2 separate regions of the Homo sapiens genome follow, and region 1 is linked to region 2. The links are chromatin loops, found by intact Hi-C in ENCODE. Cell type or tissue: prostate gland. All regions are shown on one strand. Links, peaks and the distances in the headings refer to the core of each region. The heading gives the core; the rest is flanking DNA. Region 1 overlaps HPSE2 (heparanase 2 (inactive)). Region 2 holds the start of HPSE2 (heparanase 2 (inactive)).

Evidence for each region. Hi-C counts contacts between places; a loop is a spot of excess contacts. Peaks named below come from ENCODE experiments on the same cell type or tissue, not always from the same donor. Only the 100,000 strongest peaks of a DNase experiment are listed, where the experiment ranks them.
Region 1: a loop joins it to region 2, with 2.9 times the contacts of the local background. A loop is called at or near these places in 2 of 110 quality-filtered maps.

The regions. Positions count from the first base shown.
Region 1 is chr10:98,948,329-98,960,179 of GRCh38, reverse strand. All of the region lies in intron 3 of HPSE2 (heparanase 2 (inactive)), which reads left to right. Among named protein-coding and RNA genes, the nearest start is that of MIR6507, 30 kb to the right of the region's middle. In prostate gland, for the core only: no CTCF peak of the experiment used is centred there; no DNase peak of the experiment used is centred there.
Region 2 is chr10:99,228,433-99,240,283 of GRCh38, reverse strand. HPSE2 (heparanase 2 (inactive)) reads left to right here and starts at 4,432. Exons shown (of 12, transcript NM_021828.5): 1 at 4,432-4,771; 2 at 7,779-7,936. The coding sequence starts at 4,482. RefSeq lists enhancers at 2,854-3,354, 3,355-3,855 and a silencer at 6,003-6,122. In prostate gland, for the core only: no CTCF peak of the experiment used is centred there; DNase peaks (open chromatin) are centred at 6,083 and 7,370; H3K4me3 peaks cover 3,582 bases; H3K27ac peaks cover 1,282 bases; H3K27me3 peaks cover 2,877 bases.

The DNA.
Region 1 (11,851 bases), core at 2,332-7,331, 280 kb after region 2:
ATGAAAATAGAATAACTTTCTCCTATGTGATTCAATGTTATTTCATGGCATCCCTTAACCACTTGTGGTACCAGTCTCACTTCCTTGGAAGTATTTTGGTGAATCAACAGTCCAGATTTTAGGTTTGATGGATATAATCTCAGCAGGAAGGAAAGAGGCAAAGTTTATGGAAGAAGTGGTGTCTGAGGCTTTTGACTGGCAGAATCTGAGGCAAGGATATTCCTGTGGGGGGAAAAAACTTTGCAGAAGCATATTGGCTTCTATGGTAGCAATAGAAAAAGGAGAAAGAAGAGGAGGAGGGATACTTGCTCTTATTTCATAGCTTTATTTTTCTGCCCCTAGAATTCATCTTGGGTCTAGATGTAAAAATGAGCTTAGTGTCAGCTTTCCCACATTTCTAATGCCTTCTTTCTAGTTGTCTCTACATAGATGAAGGCCTCCACCCCCAATCTGACCATGTGTCTGCTTTAAACTATAAATGCCTCCGCAGATGTGAATAATGGATGCCTTTTCAAATGCAGATGAAGTTTATGTACTGGAAATAGACTTCACTAGGGAGATTTTGCTGGAGTTTATCAGCTTCAGAAATACAGCCTCTCAAATGTAGATCATTGAACACATTAGTATCATTTCACAAAACGTTTTGGGCACAAACAGTGCTTTGATGCTTTAAAATCCAAGATAAATGCTGTCAGTCAAGACAGAAAGTGTTATTTATTTATGAGCTAGACCTTTGAAGATATATGGGTGTTTGGATTTGGCAGGACATCAGCAGCCACTGGGCCTCCTATCCACTGGCCTTTTTTTTTTTTTTTTTTTTTCCAGAGATAGTTTTGACAAGAAACTGGAGAGAATCCTTTTCTGTTCTGTGGGGAATGTGAAATTATTAGGTTTATAGAATCTATTTTGTTTGCCTCAGAAGAGCCCAGCTTTAGGAATGTTAAGAATTGTAATTTGTAGCAGAATGCAAAGTAATAATGAAAGCACTCCATTAGAAAATATGAATTTACATCTCATGCTAATGTTTATAAAACATGATCTATGTCCTAGTCACCTTCTTCTTGGAATAATAGTAAATATATTGCCTTTCATATTTGTAGTGCCTTCTATGCTTACTACATGCTAAACATTGGTTTTGACTTCATATACATTATCTCTGCTCTTAACATCAACTCTTTAAAATAGATATTTTTCCCACTTCAGATGGAGAAATTGAGGCTCTTATGGAACTAGCCAGGGTCACATAGCTAGCAGTGGTTGGAGCCAGTACTTTCTAACTCTAAAAGTCTGTGTTGTTAAATTTGGTTCCTAATTTGATATTATGCTTCAGGTGAGGTATAATAGGAATTTAATCCAGTAGAAATACTATAAACTTTTAATATTAATGTAGCTTAAGTTTACATTTTTCATTGTCCTTCCTACCCCATGTGGCATATAAGTATCATATAAGCATAAGAAGCTGTTAGAGCACAGGGTTTAGTTAGGCAGATCTGACTAGAGTTCAGCTCAGTCACTTACTGTTTCTCAGGTCTTGGCAAGAAATTTAATCTTTAGTTAAAGAATCTATAGTTTCTTTAACTATAAAGCAGTTATAATAATACTGCCTGTCTCTTAAGGTTATTTTTATTAAATGAGATAAGCCTTATTTCATTTAATATGTGCTAATTGTTTAGCATGTAGTAAATGCTCAATAATAGATAGCATGCATAATAATCATTATCATTATTTATTCATTTAATCAAAGTTCAACTTTTCCTGTTGCATTAGAGTCTCCTTTGTTCCACAGTTCTCTGTGTGACCTCTTCCTTGCATTTTTTTTTAACCTTGTTATCTGTTTGACTAATCCTTGACTTTAACTTGGTCTTTAACCTGCCAGGTTCTGCACATGTATTAAAATTGTTTCATATGCAAATTACTTGGCCTGCTTTAGCTGTTGTATATGTATACAAATATGTGTATGTGTAAATATATGTGTGTGCATTTGAGTGTGCAGTGAGTGACATAGACAAAGAAAACCCTCTGAGACACTAGCCTTATAGGGCATTATTTTGTTCACAATCCTACTAATCTCTTGGGAATTTAGATCCATCTTTAAACAGCTGAACTTTCTGGAAGATCAGTGACTCAGATTATCAGAGTTTACAGAGAGCAAATGCTGGAAGAAGAGACAACCTCTCCAGCTGTTCCCTTTCTTCTCTCTGCAGATGTGAACACTCCCCACAAACCCCTGTATGAAATCTGGGCGAATCCGAAGGGAAACTGTTGAGCTGTTTATTTTATTGCAAACGAAGGTTAAGAGAGCCTTTTCTGGATATTTTTCTTGGAAGCCAAGAATGAAATCTTATATTACTTGACTGATGTGTTTATTTTGAGGGAATTTAAGATTTAACTACCTTGAATTGTATCTCTGTTCATGGCATGCCTACATGATCTTGTTAAAGCCCAAGCACTCCAAAGTCACAATTGGGAAAAGCTGCTAAGGAAGTCGGGAGAGAGAGAGTGAGACTCAAGAACCAGAGCCACGTTATTAATAGAGCTATGGAATCAGAAGACTGCTGTGTGGGCATGCATTTACAACAAGAAGACTTAGATAAATTGGATGTTTGATGGCTCAGGCTAAGGCAGCCTTACCCTTCCTATCATAATGGGCATGGCCCTTTCAAGGGGACTGGAAATACTCCAATCTAAACTTATTACCATGACTTATTATTAAGTCTAATATGCCAGTCTTCTGACTTCATGCTGTAGCACTCTGTTCTGCAGTGAGAACAGTGAGCAGGTCTATGCAAAGCTACCCCTGAAGGCCGAGGGAGCTGAGAGGCCAGAGAAAGAGGCTGACAAAGCCAGTTTCTCAGAAAGAAACATTTAATAGGGACTTACAAAGAGGTGCCATTTCTTGGGTAGCTGCTAGATAGTGGATCCTCACACCTGCCCTCTAGAAAGTATCCTTCATATAGCATGCTTTTAGTGTAAAGACATGTGCAGCTGGTCATACCTCAGACTTTCTTGCCAAACTTGCGACCACTGGGGAGGTTAGATAAGCATCTTTATGGGGGAATTATCTATGCTACAAGTATTGTTCAAAGACTTTGCTGCAGAACATGTTGGTATGCAACATTAGTCATCATGGTGGTTTCACTTCAATATGGCATCACTCTTGGAATGCAACAGACTGTTTTCCTGCACACTCTCTCATTCAATTTGTACCAGTGCCCTGGCTTTCTTGTGATTCCTAAGGTATACAGAGTTCTTTCCCACTTCAGGGATTTTGCACTTGTTCTCCTCTTTGAAACCTTTCGTCTCCAGATCCTTTCATGGCTACCTTTTCATCGTTGAGGCTTCAGGTCATATGACTCCTCAGAGAGGCCTTCCTTTCTTTGTTAGGCACATTGCCACACAGCTGAGCAACTATATTTTCCAACGTCCCTTGCAGCTGAGTGTGGCCCTGTGACTAAGTTCTGGCTAATGAAATGTAAACCAAATTGTACTGTGGTACTTTGAAAGGAACTGTAAAAGGAAAGAAGTGTATTCTTCTTTCTCCTCTTCTCTATCTGTTGTGTTCCCTGGAATACCTAATGTGGTGGCTGAGCTCTAGTAGCCATCTTAGACCATGGGAGAAAGGGTATTCACTAGGTATGGTAGAGATTTGGAAAGCCTGAGTCTCTGATGAATTTGTGAGGCTCTACAATAGCCCCGAGCTATCTACCTCTATGCTTCTTTTAAATGAGAGAGAAATAAGTTTTATCTTACTTAATCCACTGTTATTTTAGGTTAGTTTGTATATGCAGCCAAACTTATTCCAAACCAATTTAACATATCATGTTTCCTGCCTGAACACACCATGCTCTATCATACCATTATTCTCTGGTTTGTCTTCTTCATGGCTTGTTTAATGACTGGAAATTCTCATTATTTTCTTTTTTTTATTGTTTGTCCTTCCTGCTTTAAATATAAGCTTTGTGGGAAGAGTCCTCATCTTCCTTGTTTACTGTGTTGTCTTCAGAGAGAAAACAATGTCTAATAGGTACTCAATAACAAATTACTTTTTGTTTTTGTTTTTTTAAAATTTAATTTAAGTTCTGGGATACATGTGCAGGATGTTCAAGTTTGTTACATGGGTAAACGTGTGCCATGGTGGTTTGCTGTACCTATCAACCCATTGCCTAGGTAATAAGCCCACATTCATCAACTGTTTATCCTGATGCTCTCCCTCCCCTTCACTCCTGAGAGGCCCTGGTGTGTGTTGTTCCCCTCCCTGTGTCCATGTGTTCTTGTTGTTCAGCTCCCACTTATAAGTGAGAACATGCAGTGTTTGGTTTTCTGTTCCTGCATCAGTGTGCTGAGGATAATGGCTTCCAGCTCCATCCATGTCCCTGCAAAGGACATAATCTCATTTCTTTTTATGGCTGCATAGTATTCCATGGTATATATGTACCACATTTTCTTTATGCAGTCTATGATTGATGGGCATTTGGGTTGATTCGATGTCTTTGCTATTGTGAATAGTGCTGCAGTGAACATACATGTGCATGTATCTTTATAATAGAATGATTTATATTCTTTTGGGTATATACCTAGTAATGGGATTGCTGGGTCAAATGGTATTTCTGATTCTAGGTCTTTGAAGAATCGCCACTGTCTTCCACAATGGTTGAACTAATTTATATTCCTACAAACAGTGTAAAACCATTCCTGTTTCTCCACAGCCTCACCAGCATCTGTTGTTTCTTAACTTTCTAATAATCACCATTCTGACTGGCATGCAATGGTATCTCATTGTGGTTTTGATTTGCATTTCTCTAATGATCACTGATTTTGAGCTTTTTAAAAAAATATGTTTGTCCACATAAATGGCTACTTTTGGGAAATATCTGTTCACGTCCTTTGCTCACTTTTTAATGTGGTTGTTTGTTTTTCTCTTGTAAATTTGTTCAAGTTTCTTGTAGATTCTAGATATTAGACCTTTCTCAGATGGATAGATTGCAAAAAATTTCTCCTATTCTGTAGGTTGTCTAATAACAAATTGCTGAGTGAATGAAATCCATAGGTTAAAATTCCTTCCACTTATATCAGCATTTGTCTCTATGATTCTGTTCCATGGCTGACCAGTGAATCACCATTCTTTTGGATAGAGTAATATATATAAATAGGTCTTTCTAGCCTTAGAGTTATATATAAATAAATATGTATATATATATATAAATATGTATATATATATATAAAATTGATGCTTAGATCCACTGAGTATTGAATACTCAACTTTCACTTCTAAGTGTTTTTTTGGGAGACATCCACTGTCATCTCTAAGCATGTACACCAATCAAATTGGGTTATTGGTAGTTTCACTATCACATAACCTAAGCTATATATATAATGAAACGAAACAAGGTGGAAAATGCGGAGTTTATATTGTACTGACCTTATGTTTATGACTGTTGCCTCAAATCAAATGGAATTTTTTCATTCAATTTATTTCTTCCTAAAGTGATCAATGGGGTAAGGTTAGTGCTTTCAGGATCCCAGTGGCTACGTGATGCCGAAAGGTGTTCAACTTGCCATCTCTTTTGACCCCACAAAGAAAAACACATTAAAAATGATTCAGAGGCAACCACTGGTGATATAAGAAATGCTGATTTAGAGTACTTTGAAAGTAATGGAAAACTAAGGAACATTCATTAACTTAAATATTCTTAATGTGTTAACTCTCACAAGTGTTAATTTAATCAGGAAGATTTTTAGTGACACGTTCAGTGTCCTAGGGCTCCCAATAGAATGGAAAAGGGAATGAGGATTTTTAGGACTTCCCCTCACTTTCCTGCTTACAGCCTTCCCCAAACTTAGTGCTCTTTTTTTTTCCTTTGTTTCTTTTTTTTGAGATGGAGTCTCACTCTCTCGCCTAGGCTGGAGTACAGTGGTGCGATCTCTGCTCACTGCAACCTCTGCCTCCCGGGTTCAAGTGATCTCCTGCCTCAGCCTCCTGAGTAGCTGGGACTACAGGCATACGCCACCACACCCAGCTAATTTTTGTATATTTTTTAAGTAGAAATGGGGTTTTACCATATTGGCCAGGCTGGTCTCGAACTCCTGACCTTGTGATCCACCTGCCTCGGCCTCCCAAAGTGCTGGGATTACAGGCGTGAGCCACCGCATCCGGCCAACTTAGTGCTCTTTTCTTCCCAGTTCATATTTCTTCTCAATAGTAATAACTACTATTTATTGAATGCTTATTATAGATTTGGTAGTATAATCAGCATTTTGATTATGGTACCTTTTCAATCCTGGCAAAAACATGAATTTGGAGGTGTTATTTCCAGTTTAAAGATGAAGAAGCTGAGGCTTAGAGGAGTTGAATAGAGTATTCAATGTTGCGTAGTCACCAAAAGGCAGAGCCGAGGTGAAGACCTAGGTTTATTGAGCTCTAAAGCCTGTGTTTTTAACCAGTTTCCCTGCTATATGGCCATATTATACCATCCCCATGATGCCTGTTTTTTTCACTCTCTAGTTGCCACGTAGCATACAAATATGTCTTAACCATCTTCCCCAAATCCTCAAGCTCCAAAACAGTTCCTCCTTCCACTCCGTCAATGTGGAGCGTGTACTCTGAACCTAGTGAGCCCACAGCCCTCAAGCAGGGCTAGATAGATAATACAGGATACTACAGAACACAGACCTAGATCGGGGGTAGAAGGGACCAGACCTAGGCAGCGTGAGCAGAGTTTGATGTGGTGAGATGGCTGAGTCTGCCCAGGTCCTTGCTGTATTAGATAGAAACATGGTGAGGTAAGCTGGCATTGATAAGGCCAAAGGGTCGTAGTCACAGTGGCAGAACTGGATTAGACATGTGCAGTGTGGGATAAGGCCAAGTCAGCAAGGTTCTAGTCATGTGGGAAGAATCCTATCCCAAGACCCCTGCACCGAGGAGAACACCAAATGACTTACAGCTCTCACGGAAATCTTACAGCTGGAGCCTTTTATGGAACATCTTAGAGTTGCCAGGTTTACCCTGCTACCAGAAGGAAGCCCAGCTCTCTTGTTTAAGACATATTCCCCTTGTCCACCAGGAGCCTTCAGCATCTTTTTTCAACTATGCAACAGTCTCAAGGACTCATTCCAGGCCCTGGCAGAAGTCGTGGGGGAGAGAAAGTGTGTGTTGGGTGTCACAGTCATCATTCTTTGTCAGAGCTTACTACCACTACTGCTTTGGACTGAATTGCTTCCCCCACCTTCCCTAATTTCGTATATTGAAGCCCTAACTCCCAATGTGGACTATATTTGGAGACAGAGATTTTAGGAGGTAATTAAGGTTCAATTAGGTTATCAGGGTAGGGTCCTATTCCAATAGGATTGGTGGCCTTATAAGAAGAAGAGAGATCATGCACATGCACCAAGGGAAGGCCATGTGAGGACACAGCAAGAAGGTAGCCATCTGCAAATCAGGAAAAGAGCCCTCACCAGAACCCTACCATACTAGCACCCTGGTCTTGGACTTCCAGCCTCCAGAATTGTGAGAAAATAATTTCTGTTGTTTAAACCACTTATTATATGGTATTTTGTTATGGCAGCCCAAGCTGACTAGACTAATACAATGTTTTTGTCCTCAGTGGCTGGTCATTTTCTTTGGCCAGAGCAACAGGAATTCTTTTAGTTTCTAAGAGAAAAGCAAACTGATCAAAGTAATTCACATTGAGTTGTGAATGACTGATAAGTCTTACTTGGGGAAGAAAGGATTTACCGTTTTAAAATGACATTTTTGCAGCCCACCTTCCACTCCTTTCCACCTTCCAAACCCTTGCCCATTTTGCCCTACTATACCCACCCTGACACACACACACACACACACACACACACACACACACACACACACAAACAAATTCTTTTGAGCGGGGAATCCTTCCTCAATGGTCTTACATTTTCTTGACACCCTCTTTACACACACTGGAGTGGCAGAGCCACGGGAAAAACAGGTGACCTGCTTAGCACCTCACTTGTGAAAAGGAGTTTACCTCTGGCAGTAGATTATTCTTTTCTGACCATGACAAGTGAAAAACAAAATCCTATGAAATAGAATCAGAAAGGGGTCACTCATGATCCACTTGTATACCTAAGAACAGCAATTCAAATCTGCCATCATTTGGTATAGGGTTAAAAGTGGTTAAGGCTTTGGAATCAGCTACCTGGGCTTGAATCTTGGCTCCACAATATAGTTGTAAGAACTTAGGCAAGTCACATTACCTCCTAAACTTTCATTTCCTCATCTATAAGATGGGGTTTATGGTAATACCTATTCAAAGGGCTGGGGGAATTTAGTTGGATAATCTGTTAAGCTTGTAGTAGAGAATCTGGCTGAGCAGTGAATAAATGTTAGCTTTATTATTATTTAGTAAGCATCTCCTGTAAAGGGCACTATCCTTGGAAATATGAAGGGAGATAATGGTCTGTTTCTGCCTTTGGGGAGCTTATGAGTATGAAAAATGGCATGCAGGATTCCTATGAGATTAAGAGATCCTCATAGACACCAAGTCTTTTAAACATCTTCAGAATTCCCATTTTCCAGTAAAGCCACTGTCACATTTTCCTGCACACGTAGTTTATCTGCCTTCCTAAATCTTTTTGAAGTCAACTACACTAGGCTTTTTTGCATCCTTCTTCCTGGCCCTGTGCACAATGTGGCCAAATATTATACCTCATGTATTATTTTTTTGTCACTTCCCTGGTGCTTCTCCAAAGCAGACCCTTTTCTTGCATGCAAAGGAGGGACACTTCCTTGGAAGAACATCTAGTGCAGAGGCTCCACGTATCACACATGCTGACTGTCATTTCTTCATGAAGACAGTATATTTTCTTGTAAAAACAAAATAAAACAGCTCTGTAAGAATGATCAGGGCATCTTAATGGTACCAACTAAGATAAAAATACTTTTGCTTCTATTATTAGTTGGAGACAAGTCTGCGGCATTTCTTTAGTCTTACTGTTGTCATCCAGAGTTGACAGTGTGCTTTTTGGTTTAAAAAAGAAAAGGGGCCAGTGATTATCTCCTCATGCTATTAAAATGGCTCTTTCATCTTCTTCCTCATCTTGTGCCCCTCTACCTTGTCTAGTTAAACTAGTAGTATGAGAAAGGGGCTGACCACCACTTTTTTTTGTCACTTGTACTTACAGGCCTATCTTGGATTGTCATCTCGTGAACTTTCTTTTATTACAGTCTCTGACATAAAGTGGCACAGAAAGCCAGACAGAGGTCAGTACATGTGTAAACAGTGGTACCAATAGTTAGAACAAGTAAAGATGGGGTGGATGAGTCTTGCTACTTCTCAAGAAACTAAGCATCACAATGGCATTATATGGTTTTTGGAAAAGGTAGCATGTTGTCAACTCATAGTTTAACATTTGAGTTGCCTATCCTCTTGAATGAGTTATTTGAGATGGGAATGCTGATTTGTTTATTGAGTGAACATATGTCAATATTGCACTGAAGTAAAAGGTGCTGGTGTGTTCCGCCATCACCATAATACCAAAATTAAATGCCAGATTAATTATATTGTTTCTGTGTTCCTGACTTTAAGAAAATCAGCATGAAAGAAGTTGGTGCAGCCACAGAGATGGTCAGAGACATTAGGAAATATTGAGAACATAGCAGGAAAACTATAATTGATTTTTTCAAAAAGGATAGCATCATTTTTTCCATTCATTTTAATCATTCAACAAACATTTACTGGGTACCTTCTAATGTATTTCAATGACTCTAACACTTGGATTGTGAAATACATTATTATTAATATTTCAAGTACCACTAGTGTGTCAGGCAGGTTGTAATATGACTGCCACTAATCCCTACTCCTGGGTATTTATGCCTTTGGGTAATCCTTGTGTGTGGGTGGGCTGGATCTAGTGACTTGCTTCTTAAGAACAGAATGTGGCAAAACATACGGGTTATCACTTCATATAGGCTACAAAAGACTAGGACTTTAACCTTACTAGGACTTTCTCTTTCTTGCTGGCACTCTTCTTTGCCTTCTTGCTTGCTTGTTCTGATGAAGCAAGCTACCACGCTGTATCATGCTCTATGGAGAAGCTCAACGTGAGAGACTAAAAGAAGAAGAACCAGTTAAACTGCACCTGGATACCATATAAAGAAAAAATAAAAACACTAGGATGGAATCAGCTGTTCCTGAAGATTCTCAAGAGTTTTGTTTCCTAACTTAATAAAGAAAACTTGATATTTTTAAAGTTTCAACTTGACATAAATGCTGTTATCATTTTTGTTCATTTGCCATACTTCTGCCTTCCTGTTCTGTTTTCCTCTTTTTATATATCTTTCCTTTAGCTGCTTTTTTCTTCAGTGGGATGCAACTTGTCTTTATAAAAAACACATGTGCTTCCAGGCCAACGCTAACTGACTTCATAATCTTACTTAATTTTTTTGAACTTTAGGTTTCCTATGTGTAAAAAACAGGAATAATAATATCTTCTATATTAGGCATGACTTTTTATTTCAAATGATAGAAACCCAGGTCTGTCCAACTTAGACAAACAATAACCATATAAATTTATTGATTCAGGTAACTTCAGAAAGGGGTGCAATTGAGGCTCAGGAATTACTGACATCAGGAACTAAAATGTTGTAAGAATTGCCTGATTCCATCTGTAAACTCTGCTGCTCTCTGGTCAGCTTCATCTTGTCAGACTGGCTTTTTTCATATGGCTGGAAGCTTGGTTACTAGCAGCTCCTATTTTTTACATCTCTGACACAACTTTGCCACCAGAGAAAGACTGAATTTTTTCCCCAGCTCTGGTGTGAGAAATGCCATAGAAATACTGATTGGCCCACCTTGGGTTACATCCATTGTGGGGAGGGGTAAGGGTCTATATTAACAATCCTCAAGTAAACTACCTGGTTAGAATTTGTGTGTGTGTGTGTGTGTGTGTGTGCACGCATGCGTGTGCGTGTGCGTGTTGGAGGATTACACTTTTTTTTTAAAGGATTATTGTTAGAAACAAAAATTCTTTTAAAACACTTGGTTATTTTATTGTTGTTTTTGTATGTGGGTGAAAGGAATAGTCTTATCTGTGTGTCTAAAATACAGACTACAGTTGACCCCTGAAAACACGGGAGTTGAGGGGGCACCAACTCCCCGTGCAGCAAAAAATTTGCACATAACTTTTGACTTCCCCAAAACTTATCTATTAATAGCCTACTGTTAACCAGAAGCCTTATTGATAACATAAACAGCCAGTTAACACATATTTTATATGTTGTATTTATTATATTGTATATTCTTATAATAAAGTAAGCTAGAGAGAAAAGGTTATTAAGAAAATCATAAGAAAGAGAAAACATATTTACTATTCATTAAGTAGAAGTGGGTCATCACAAAAGCCTTCATGTTGAGAAGGCTGAGGAGGATGTGGAAGAGGAGGGGGTGGTCTTGCTGTCTCAGGGTGGCAGAGGGTGAAGAAGTAGATGAGGTAGAAGGTGTGGCAGGAAAGGCAGGCACACGTCTTGTAACTTTATAGAAATACCATCATAATTTCTGGTTGACTTTTCTGCTTTTTCTTTACTCTAAAAATGTTTTTATACAGTACCAATCCTTCTTCTACCATTTGCTTTAGTTTCAGTGCCCATATCATATAGAAGGATCCATGTTGTAAAGGAAGTCAAAAGCAGTCTTGAATAATCAGAACCCTTCTGCCAGATTGTCTAATGTCAATTCGTTTTCTGGCATTGCTTCTTCCCCTTCGTCTTTCTCATCATCTGGCATTGGTTTGGAAGCACTCATCTCCACCAAGTCATATTCTGTTAATTCCTCTTGTGTGGTGTCCATTAGCATTTGAATTTTCTCTAAGATCCATA
Region 2 (11,851 bases), core at 2,993-7,992:
GTTGGTTACTGGTATATATTTCCACTTGTCTGAGATGAAATGATAATAATATAGGGATTTTTCTTTTCTTTTTTTCCTTTTCTTTTCTTTTTTTGAGATGGAGTTTTGCTCTTGTCGCCCAGACTGGAGTGCAATGGCATGATCTCGGCTCACTGTAACCTCCACCTCCTGAGTTCAAGTGATTTTCCTGCCTCAGCCTTCTGAGTAGTTGGGATTACAGGCACCCACCACCATGCCCAGCTAAGTTTTGTATTTTTAGTAGAGACTGGGTTTCACTATGTTGGTCAGGCTGGTCTCGAACTCCTGACCTCAGGTGATCCACCCACCTCGACCTCTCAAAGTGCTGGAATTACAGGCGTGAGCCACTGCACCTGGCCGGGATTTTTCATAAAGCTAAATTTACTCAGTTTAAACAACTGCTCTTTATTTTGACATGTCATTTTAGCTTTTGTTCAGATGTTAAAATTTTCCTTTCTTTTGGAAAGTAATAGAGATAAGTAGTTGACAGTTTTTATTAAGGTCCTTACTAGATAATATAAAAAGTTGACAAACGGGGCTGGGCGTGGTGGCTCATGCCTGTAATTCCATCACTTTGGGAGACTGAGGTGGGTGGATTGCCTGAGCTCAAGAGTTTGAGACCAGCCTAGGCAACACGGTGAAGCCCCGTCTCTACTAAAATACAAAAAATTAGCTGCGCGTGGCGATGTGCGCCTGTAGTCCCAGCTACTTGGGAGGCTGAGGCAGGAGAATTGCTTGAACCCCGGAGGTGGAGGTTGCAGTGAGCCGAGATCGTGCCACTGCACTCCAACCTGGGCGACAGAGCGAGACTCTGTCTCAAAAAAAAAAAAAAAAAAAAAAAAAAAAACCTTGACAAACATTATGTCCACTCCTCCCCATTAACTAATATTTATTTTGAAAAAACAAAGTCTAGAAATCACTGAATCAGTTAATCTTCACGTTTTCTTACAGTTCTGGGAACCTGGGCTCTTAGATATCAAAGCAATTTATCTATGAAGACCATTCAGTAGACACTAAGCAGAGCGTTTCCAAGGAGACATCAGTGCATCTAGTTCCTGAGAGTTCATATTTTATTTTTTAATTTTAATTTTACTTTTTATTTTTTTGAGACAGAGTCTTGCTCTTGTCACCCAGGCTGGAGTGCAATGGCTCCATCTTGGCTCACTGCAACCTCCTCCTCCCAGGTTCAAGCAATTCTTCTGTCTCAGCTTCCTGAGTAGCTGGGATTACAAGTGCCCACCACCATGCCCAGCTAATTTTTATATTTTTAGTAGAGACGGGGTTTCACCATGTTGCCAGGTTGGTCTCGAACTCCTTACCTCAGGTGATCCGCCTGCCTTGGCTCCCAAAGTGCTGGGATTACAGATGTGAGCCACTGTGCCTGGCCTGACAGTTCATATTTTATACAGAGGCCCAATACTTGTCTTCTAGGAAGTTACAATCTAAGACAAAACAGAGATGCAGATTGCTGTCACCTAGCACACAGAAGATAGGATAGAAACATCAATCTAATATACTGATTACTAATGAACTACTTACAGCATATTAATAGATAAGAGGCAAGACAAAAACCATGATATGGTATATGTGTGGCAGCTATTTGCAGAGTATCTCTGGAGATCTAAACCCAAACTAAACCAAAGCACCAAACAATCAAATCATCTTAGAGACCAACGAGGGCTAACCTCTTAAATATCAGTTATTTCTTTCCCCTGATGTCCTCTATAGAATGACTTAGAATTTCAATGGCTAGACTAGAGAAATGGTTTTCATCAGGAATTAAGAAAACAAGCACTTTGTTTTGTTGGTTTTGATTTTAATACCACATACAGATTCTGATGAAAACATTAAATACTACTTAGTTAGGCCAATAAACCATTATAGAGTAGTTAGGTCAGTAAGCAAAAATGGTGAAAATTCATAATTATGTGCATTCTCATTATACTCAAGTTCATTCTTGGTCACAAGAATAGGTATTTTTGAAAGGTATTAATTATAGACATCTAGTGGATATACGTATTCAAATTGTCTTCCATTGGTCCCAATTAACATGGCTTCTAAAAGTGCATTCACTTGTAAGCCAAGGGTATTTTAGGCCCTTGGAAAATCTGGCTCATTGTTAAAAATATATAATTTTAAAAATTCTTAGTATAGCAAATGAACTAATGGCTTTACACGTTAAGTATTTTTTGAAGGAGATGGCCAGGAAAATGTTAATAACTGGGAAAACAAATTATTGAACAGAGACCCAAAACATAATTTACTATGACAAATAAAAGTATTTATTTTTCACATTGTTCTGGAGAGGGGCATATTATTTCAGTGTGTTGAGCATGATTGGATTTACCATTAATTTACTTCACAGAATTTATTGAGTGCCTACTAAGTGCTCCAGTCTGGGAACACAAAGGCAAAAGTGTTTGCCCGCCAGGCTGTTGCCATCTCTAAGAGGTGCTCAATACATACTTAAAAATTACAAGAATTTCGACTGAAATTTATGTCACACCACACACCCATACACAGACACACACACACAGTTTAAAGGATCTAGATGTCTTAGAAATGTTCAGGAACTGAAGGAAACAGGCCTTAGGGCTGGAGCCAACATCCAATACTTCACTATGTAACAGCTTGATTTAAAAAAATCATCTTTAAATAATATGACTTGCATTTGCTTTCTCCCATATCCTCATCTTATGCAGTCCTATTTCTAGAAGGTCGTCATGGCGCTTCACAGATGAATGCAACATAATCTCGATTTCCTGGGTGCTTAGGTTGGTAGAGGCTTTTCAGGGAACTTCAGTTGAAGGTCATCTATTCCAGCTGTTTTCAGATTTGTTAATCCTGGTCTGGGTGGAGGTAAGAGGATACAGGTTGCTATTACAGCGTTTGCTGGGCTTTAAGACTAACCCTTGTCCATCCACTTCTGGGGAAAACCCTTGCTCTGCATTTTAGGGTTTTGCTTGTTTGATACCAAGGAGGGCCCTGGACGCTTCTGCGTTTCTGACTGCCCGCACTACATAAAGTAGTTCCCTTCATCTGCCAAGTAGAAGTCCCATTTTGTCTCAGAAAGAAGCCGAAAGTGGGGCCCAGCAATGTGACTGCAGCAAACTGTGCCTGATCCCTTTCCCGCGCTTCAGGATAGGACCTAGAGTTCAATTTGCAAGCTGTTGTGGGGTGGAAGCTCAATGAGCAGCGGCGGGTCGTGCATCACAGCGGCTTCCGGCTGTTATTCCCCATCCAGGGCTATGTGACTCTGGTTTTGACTGGGGGCCGAGATGGAAACCCGAAAGTGTCACTATGGTCCCATCTGGCACTGTAAAGGCGCACTTCCCTGCAGGAGGGCTAAGTATAGGATTGACCTCCAGGAGGGTCTGGAGGGGGGACTCTACCTGTGCAGCAGAATAGAGTGGCCAAGAAGTGGCACAGTTGGACGCAGAGCCGCCCTGACTATCCAAGCACAGCTCAGGTAGCTTCGACTTGGCCAAAGCCAGCATGTATTGACGCTCCCAAGACGCTTATTCCTCGGTTGCGGGAAGAGCAGAGCAGAGCGAGGGCGCATGTCCCTTTTGGCCCTCGGATCGGAAAAGCTGCTTGACCAGGTCACTATGTTTTTCCTTCTTGCTACTCTTTGCCCTATGGAGGTCAGAGGATGCTTCGGTGTGGCTATCCAACGCGTCACAGAGATCAGGGCTCCTCTTCGGGGAATGTCCTTCAGGGCTCTATGCTTTGACAGGAATCACCGCCTCAAGACCCCTCTGCAACTTAACCGCCCTTGGTATTGCTGCTTCAACCAGAAAAGGGCCCTGAGCGGACGAAGTGCCTGACGCTGTCAGGAGAAACAAGCGTGCTGTCGGTGGGAACTCTATCCCAGCGCGTCCCGGGTTGGCGCTGGGGCTTTCGGGTCGGAGTCGGAGCTTGAACCGCCCTCCAGAGCCTCTCAGGGAAGGACGTAAAAACGAGACCCTTTGCTCTGTACCCAGACGGTACAACGGCATGGTTTGGATTCCTCCCTCTGCTTCCTGACCCTAGAGGGTTAAATTAGGAGGGTACAACGCCACCCTTTTCTCCTCCTTCCCGCCTGCTCCCCTCCCCTTACCTTTAAAAAGTTAAAAAATGTCTGCAGTAGAAATCTCTTAAAGGGGCGGTGCCGGTGTACGAGTTCTCTTGGCAAGAGTCACGGGGAAGGCTGGCTAGGGGCGTGAGTTCGCTCCACCAGCACCAAAACACTGAAAAAAAAAATTAAAAAAAATTAAAAAAAAAAAAGAAAAAAACAAAACGAGCGAGCGAGCGAGCGAGAGAGAGAGAGAGCGGGAGAGAGAGAGAGTGTGTGTGTGTTGGGGGGGTGGTGGGAGGAAGGGAAAAAAAGGGGGGAAAAAGGCGGACAGACACACACTTTAGATAAGGACAATTAGTCACTAGCGAGACCCAGTAGGAAGAGAGGTTTAAATCAGAGGGATTGAATGAGGGTGCTTTGTGCCTTCCCTGAAGCCATGCCCTCCAGCAACTCCCGCCCCCCCGCGTGCCTAGCCCCGGGGGCTCTCTACTTGGCTCTGTTGCTCCATCTCTCCCTTTCCTCCCAGGCTGGAGACAGGAGACCCTTGCCTGTAGACAGAGCTGCAGGTTTGAAGGAAAAGACCCTGATTCTACTTGATGTGAGCACCAAGAACCCAGTCAGGACAGTCAATGAGAACTTCCTCTCTCTGCAGCTGGATCCGTCCATCATTCATGATGGCTGGCTCGATTTCCTAAGGTAAGGCAGGGGTTTCGATGGATCATTTAAAATTTTTTAGTAACACCCCCTCAAGCCCTTCCTATCCCCCATTCCAAAGGGGAAAGAAGAAAATAAGCCAAGCAGATCTCTCAAAGAGAAGAAAAGAGGTTTTCCTTCTCCTGGATTGTGTGCTGTGAGGCTGTAACTAGTGATTGAGAAAAGCAATGTTTTCTATTAAGATGCACATGTTTGCAATGCAGAAGGCATTTCAGAAACTTATCAGTTATGACTGAAAAAATGTTGTGCTTACATATATCCACAATTAGCCTTCCCGTCTACTTCTGAAAAAGAAACAAGAGGTTCAGAGCAGTTACAAAAGCGAAGAAAAGGTCTCAAACAACAAAGAGCTGAAAGGAATGGGTATGTGTGTGTGTGTGTGTGTGTGTGTGTATGTGAGACAGGAGAGTGTGTGTGTGTGAGTGTTCAAGCGGGATTGCACGAAACTGGAATTTTCCACGGAAAGATCGTTTCGTCAGTTCTCTCCCACTCTCAGAAAACGAATTTAAGCAGAGGCTTGAGTGGTGGGCAAGTTGGATCGGAGTTAAAATTTTTTATTTTATATCCTCCGCTGTCATTTCCAGACTTCAGGACTTTGTAAGGCGCTTTTTATAGACGGAATGCCCCCCTCCCCCCGCCAGTTCCTCCTCCTTAAATCTCCTGCGGTAACTGCACAGTTTAGCTTTTCTTTAAAGGAAAAAAAAAATCCTCGCTGGGGTCACAGCGTTATAAGGGAAGCGGTAAGAGTCCTAGAAATACTCCAGGGAGGCTTCGGAGATCTGAACTCCGCACCAGCAGATTAGCAAACCCGGAGGTTTGTGATCCCCTTTGCTCTAGGGCTTGTAATCTAATTGGGCTCACACTCTTCCCGGGTTGTTGCAGTTTGGCAGTTAGGCAACTGCGATCCCTTCCCATCAGGGACAGAGTTGCAGTGTAAAATAAGAAATAAATCCTCTGCAATGTCGAATCCAAGTGTTGAGTTTTTAAAAATTCCCTACAAGTTGGAGCCTCAGCTGTGGGTTCCCCTCGAAGAGCCCTCAGCGCTCTCAGTCCCACTTTGCCCCGAGGCCAGGTCCGTTGTGCGTCCTTCGTATTTTTCACTCCTTGCGAAATTCGAGTTTTGCTTCTTGAGGTGCGCCCGCCTCTCAGCTCTTGGGGTTGTCCCCCTGGCCCGGGTCGGGTCTGCGGACGCGGCAGGTAGCGGGAGGCGCCACGTGGAGCGCTCCTTCCACGTGGAGGAAAGGTAGCCGGAGGACTGAGAGGCTGTAGCTGCCCTTGCCGAGGCCGTTTCGGTTCCTGTTGGTGCGGTTGCCGCGAGGGCGGAACAGCCAGCTCCGCGCGGCCCAGCTTCCTCTTCGAAAGCTCTTTCGTGCAGCAGAGCGCGTCTATGAGCTCGTCCGAATGTAGGGTGCAACGGAGTTTTCCGCAACGCTTGTCCCACTTTCATTGAACTCCTTCAGCTGCGCAGACCCCCTTTCCCCCACCAGCTTTCTTTCTTTTTTTAAAAAATCTGCCTGTTCGCCTAATGCTTTCCTGCCTCAGAAAAGAGTCTGGAAGGCAGATTTTCGGGGAAGAAGTCCTGGCGGGGCGCATTCGCATTGGCTGTGCAGGCTTCTGGATGAAAGGTTGTTGGAACTGCCCTTTCCCCAGGACCGGATTCGCGCGGACGTCTCCTTTGCCACAGTAGGCCCACGCGACGCCCTGACTGTGCCTGTCCTGGAGTGCGGTCCCGGAGACTTCTGCCAAACGACCATTCTGGTTACAAGACCCTGGGGTAGCCACGTCTCTTCTCAAAAAACTCTCCAAAAGCAGAGTCTGTTTTTTCTTTCTCGTATCCACCTCCTTTATGATGCTCTTTAACGTCACCATGTGGATTTGGGTTTTCAGAATCTGAAACAGTAAAGCGTTAAAAAATAATTTACAGACCCGGAACTCAACAGCTGATCCCCTCTGCATTATCAGTATCTGCATTGCTCCTTTTCTACTCCTTCCCAAAGCAGCAGCCTTTGGCTTTTAAAAAACCTATTGATGGAAATCCTGACCTTAAATAGATGCAAATGCTATTGTTTTGTGCTCATTTAGTATCCCATAACGCGCAGGTTCCACATTTCGGCAAGCTTCATTTTCCCTAGCGGTTCCAAACGGCCCCAAGTGGGAAAGAAGAAAGATGGAGCCTAACTCGGGGGTGGGGTGGGGAGGAGGATGTTACCTTTCCTGAGATCAGGCGGAATTATTTCAGGGGCCAAAGAGACTTTGCCTTTACTGTGTGTGTGTGTGGTGGTGGTGGTGGTGGTGCGGGAGTGGAGAAGTGTTCTTGGAAAGGCGAGGGTTTACCCTGGGGATCTCTCCGTCCGGGGATTTGGGAAACAATGCAGTTTTTACAATATAGTGAAAAAGGAAAATCAACTCGGACATTAAAAGAAAGAAAGTAGGAATCCACTTAAGCTCAGGCGCCGGGCCTGGTCTGAGAGAAACAAGGCAGGTTTCACCTCCTGCACGGAGGTTTGTGGGGCCCCTGGGGCTGCGGAGGCAATGCCGGCTTTCAGCATACAAGTTTTTGGCAACGGTCGGAAGCCAGAGGTAGGCGCGCCTAGCGCGTCTCCGCCCGGAGCGCTTTCCTGGCAGTGGCAGAAGCCGGGCAACTGCGCTTTAGCGCCGTGCTCGTAGCACGTACACCCACCCCATACAAACACTCTATGAACAAACACTATCTGTAGCCTTTAGGAGATCAGGATCTGGGTGTCTGCGGGAGGGGGCCGCTGCGGGCGTCTGGAAGCGGGAGGCACAGCCCCCAGAGCCGGGCGGTGAGGGCGGGCTGGGGCGCAGGGCAGCGGCCAAGGGCCAGCGTGGACTGCCGGCTGGGGCAGGCACAGAGCCTCTAGCCCCGGCCAGGTCGCCCTCAGGGAGTAGGAAGAGGGCCCTTCTCCGTGCCCCACGCGCTCTCGTCCTGTCCTGGGAACCTTTCCTCTCTTATTCTCTTCCTCTGCAGCTCCAAGCGCTTGGTGACCCTGGCCCGGGGACTTTCGCCCGCCTTTCTGCGCTTCGGGGGCAAAAGGACCGACTTCCTGCAGTTCCAGAACCTGAGGAACCCGGCGAAAAGCCGCGGGGGCCCGGGCCCGGATTACTATCTCAAAAACTATGAGGATGGTGAGAAACTTGATTACCATTCTTTATTTGGGGAGCGGAAGCAAGCACCCGCTGTGTTTGTGTATCTGTGTGTTCGTGTGTCTGTGTGTTCGTGTGTGTGTGTGTGTGTGTGTGTGTGTGTGTGTGTGTGTGTATGCGCGCGCGCGCGTTGGGGCAGATTTGGAGAGCCTGGTTGCACCTCGCCTGAAAATGAAAAGTTGGAAGCTTCAGATGAGGAGACACTGCAGTGTGGAACTCCTGACCTCATTGCGCAAAGGGGGTTCTCCAGGTTGTTCTCACCCAGCTGCCGGCCTTTTGCTGGGCGGCTGTCTTGGAGGCTGAGAGCTGGTAGCCCAAACTGCTTAACAGGCTGTTCCTGCGGGGTGTAGATGCAGCAGGTTTTTTGAGAAAATTCAGCCAGGTTCATAGATTATTAAAGGTCAGAGTCATATTTCATTGCTAAAATTCTAGGCAAAGTGCCTTTCTGTTTTTCTTATTTCTTGCCTTCCTGTGATTAGGGTACAGAAGGAATTCAGCCGTTTTTGAAACCCACTCTAAAGTTTTCTGGAATAATCCCTTTTAAATTGGTCCCTTGTTGAGGAAGGTTTGGAAATCTCCACAGTTAGTTCTTCTTCAGATTGCCTAATCTCAGAGTTGCATTTTTTTTTTTCTGTTTTAAAATGGGATTACAAATGCCAGCTTTCTTTCCTGACGGGATTAGATAAGTGTTGGAAGGGCTTTGAAAACTTGAAATCTTATTTCAATCTGAGAGGCCAATCTTTTTTGGTTTGAACGGTCTCATTTTTACTAGGGATAAAAAATGAAAATGCTATTGAAAATTTTTTGTTTAGAAGGTTAGGTGTTAACATCTATGAACTTCCTGTTTAAGTGGAGGGATGTACTTTCAAAGAGGCACGATGGAGGGTATTGGCGTTTCTTGAGCTATTGACACTGTTAAGATTGGATAGAAGAGGCATTAGTGTCCATTCTTGGAGGGCTATCATCCCCGTTGCTGTTCCTTCTTATAAGTAAACTAGTTTTATATGTAAAGGGCTCAGGGACAGATTTTCAGAGCCTTCTGAATTTTGTTATATCTTGTCCTTACAAATCAGCTAAAGGAGCAAATGCCCTTGTATTTTCTTGGGCCTTCATTGAAAAGTACTTCTGGAGAGGTATTGGAATGTATTTCAAGGGTGGCAGAGGAACATTTTTTTTTAAGTGCCAGAATAGAGAAAGAGGGCAAGGCTAAGGCTTCTTGAGTTTGGAGCATGACTAGGACTTACTCTTTTATAACATTTGCCAAAGCATGTAGGTGTTTAAGGCTATATCTTTTCAAAGATAAAAGTCATTGCTATGAAAGTATGGATTGCAAGTAGACTTTTGCTGTCACTCAGCATAAATGCTGAAAGGTAAAAGATAGTCTTTAACAGCACCTCCTATGGTAATTTGACCCAGAACCTTATAGCTCCCAGGGTCACTGTCAGCTCTGTGATCAGACATAAGAAGGGAGAATATTAATGGTTTTTCTGATATTAATGGTTTTTCTTCTTCCAATCCATTTGAACTACTTCCTCTTTAGTTTGTGGGAAAACTTGTAAGAGCCCCAGGAATTGCTGGGGGTGAGGGAGGGAGGAAAGGACCATTATAAGTTTAGAAATTGGTCTGTTTCTCCCAACTTTGTACCTAGGATTATGTTACACTGAGAACAATGAGATCTGTTTAAAATGAAGGCTACAATTTGTTTCCCTTTGTGAAAGGAGAAAGTGGGCATCATGGGGAGAAAAGAAATTGGCAGAAGGCAGTGCCCTGTAAAACTATATAAAATTAAAAAAAAAACATAAACGGAAAAGATCTAAGAGGTTACCTTCAGTCCTCTATCACGTTAGGGGCCAGTATAGGATCATTCCATATGGAATCCTTTTCTTGTTTTGTCCAACCTGGCATTAAATATCTCTAGGAATGTAGTTTTTCACCACTCATAGGGGAGAGAGTTCTTCTGTCCCATAAGCTTTTGCTGGGAAATTTCTCCTGAATTTTCCCTTTATAAGGATTTACAATTATTCCTGTTTGCATTTTTTAGACATCTATCTTCAAAATAATTTCTGCCTTTGGTGTGAGTGTTAGCTTAAAAAAAAATGTTTCCTCATAGCTGTTTTTTATCTAGACTACCTGGATCTAATTCTTTTAAAACTTTCTTTAAAGTCAGTCCTTCCAGACACTAATCTGTTTTATTGCTCCTAGCCGAACTCCTTTTGATTTATGTTTTCCTAGTAATAAGATGCTCTGAACTATATCAGTATTTGAGGCTTTAGCAGAGTTAAAGAGAATGAGAATGTCCTATTTCTGCCCTTTGAAGCTCACATATCCTTAAATTACCCATACTGTCTTTGTTGTTGCATGTTGCATTGCAGAATTCAAGGCAAAATGTTCTTGGTATAGTCTCAGCAATTTTGAAAACATTATGCTTCTGTTGTCCCTTTTCATCTAGTGATAACTGTTATCATCATGAGCATCTTAAAGTAATTAAGCCTTCTTAGGAAATGGTCCTGTAGTAAGCACTTGGGCATAAAGGCATCTTATTAAAAAATGTATTTACTTAGACGTAGTACAGAATAACAACATACATTTTGAGTAATAAGATATACCTACTGGCACATTATGAAACTGAATGATACAGTGAAGAGAAAATGGAATTTGGACTTAGGAAGGTTGCACTGCATGCCTGGCCCTATGACTTATGAATGTGTGGCCCAGGGCTTACTGTTTATAGCATGTGGATGATGATGATTACCTGCTGTACCTTGCTTCTCTGAAGGTTCTAAGAGGTAATGTTTGTAAGTTATTTTTTTGACTGCACAACACTATAAGAAAGGTAAGGATTCTTACATTCATTAAAGGCAACTTCAGCAAATTTCTAATATATATTTAATGTTTTAAAGTGGGATTAAGGAGTGAGTAAGATTTAATGAGACTGAAGCTTTTACAGAAGGCAGAAGGTAGATTTATGGAATTACCTGAGAGGATTGAGAGAATGTAAGGAGAATTATCTTTAAGGAACAGAGTTGAGAACCAAAGGTGGCTTTTGTTATGTACTAATGTTAAAATGAATGGATAGTTGTAGCATTGAGCAAAAAGCTTCCACTTTTCTGGTTAATCCGTTTATATTGCTACCCTGATAAGTTTTTTTTTTTTTTTCGATATGGAGTCTCCTCTTTTGCCCAGGCTAGAGGGCAGTGGCATTATCTTGATTTACTGCAATCTCTACCTCCCAGGTAGAGTGATTTTCGTGCCTCAGCCTCTTCAGTAGCTGGGATTACAGGTGTGCGTCACCATGCCTCGCTAATTTTTGTATTTTTAGTAGAGATGGGATTTCACCATGTTGGCCAGGCTGGTCTTGAACTCCTGACCTCAACTGATCTGCCCAGTTCAGCCTCCCCAAAGTGCTGGGATTACAGACATGAGCCACTGTGCCTGGCCCCGATGTGATTTTGTTGTTCCCCTTGTTTTCCCATGAATTAATAATGCAATTAACAACTCATGTGTCTTCTGTTTTCCAGATACTTTCTGAGCACATTAATGCAACTGTATTTTCTCTAACTTTGTAAAACCACTGTTTATGTATCACTTTGGGAGCTTCACTGGTTACTCCTTTAATGCAGTTAACTATTCTACTCTATGCTTAGGCACCTTGAATTATATACACAAATAGTGATGATGGAAGAAGTAAAAATAGAGTTGTTCTTTATACCCAAGGAATCTTACTGTTGCCTAACTTCCTTTTTGTTCTATGTAATGTTATGCTTTACCTGCTCTCAACAAGGAAATCTTGGGTTATTCTTCTGTTCTTAAGTTTATTTTTTTCCAGTCTTCCCCTCTTTGTATTGTATTCAATGTGATTTATTTGTATGCATGTTTTTTTAAGACCATAACTGCATC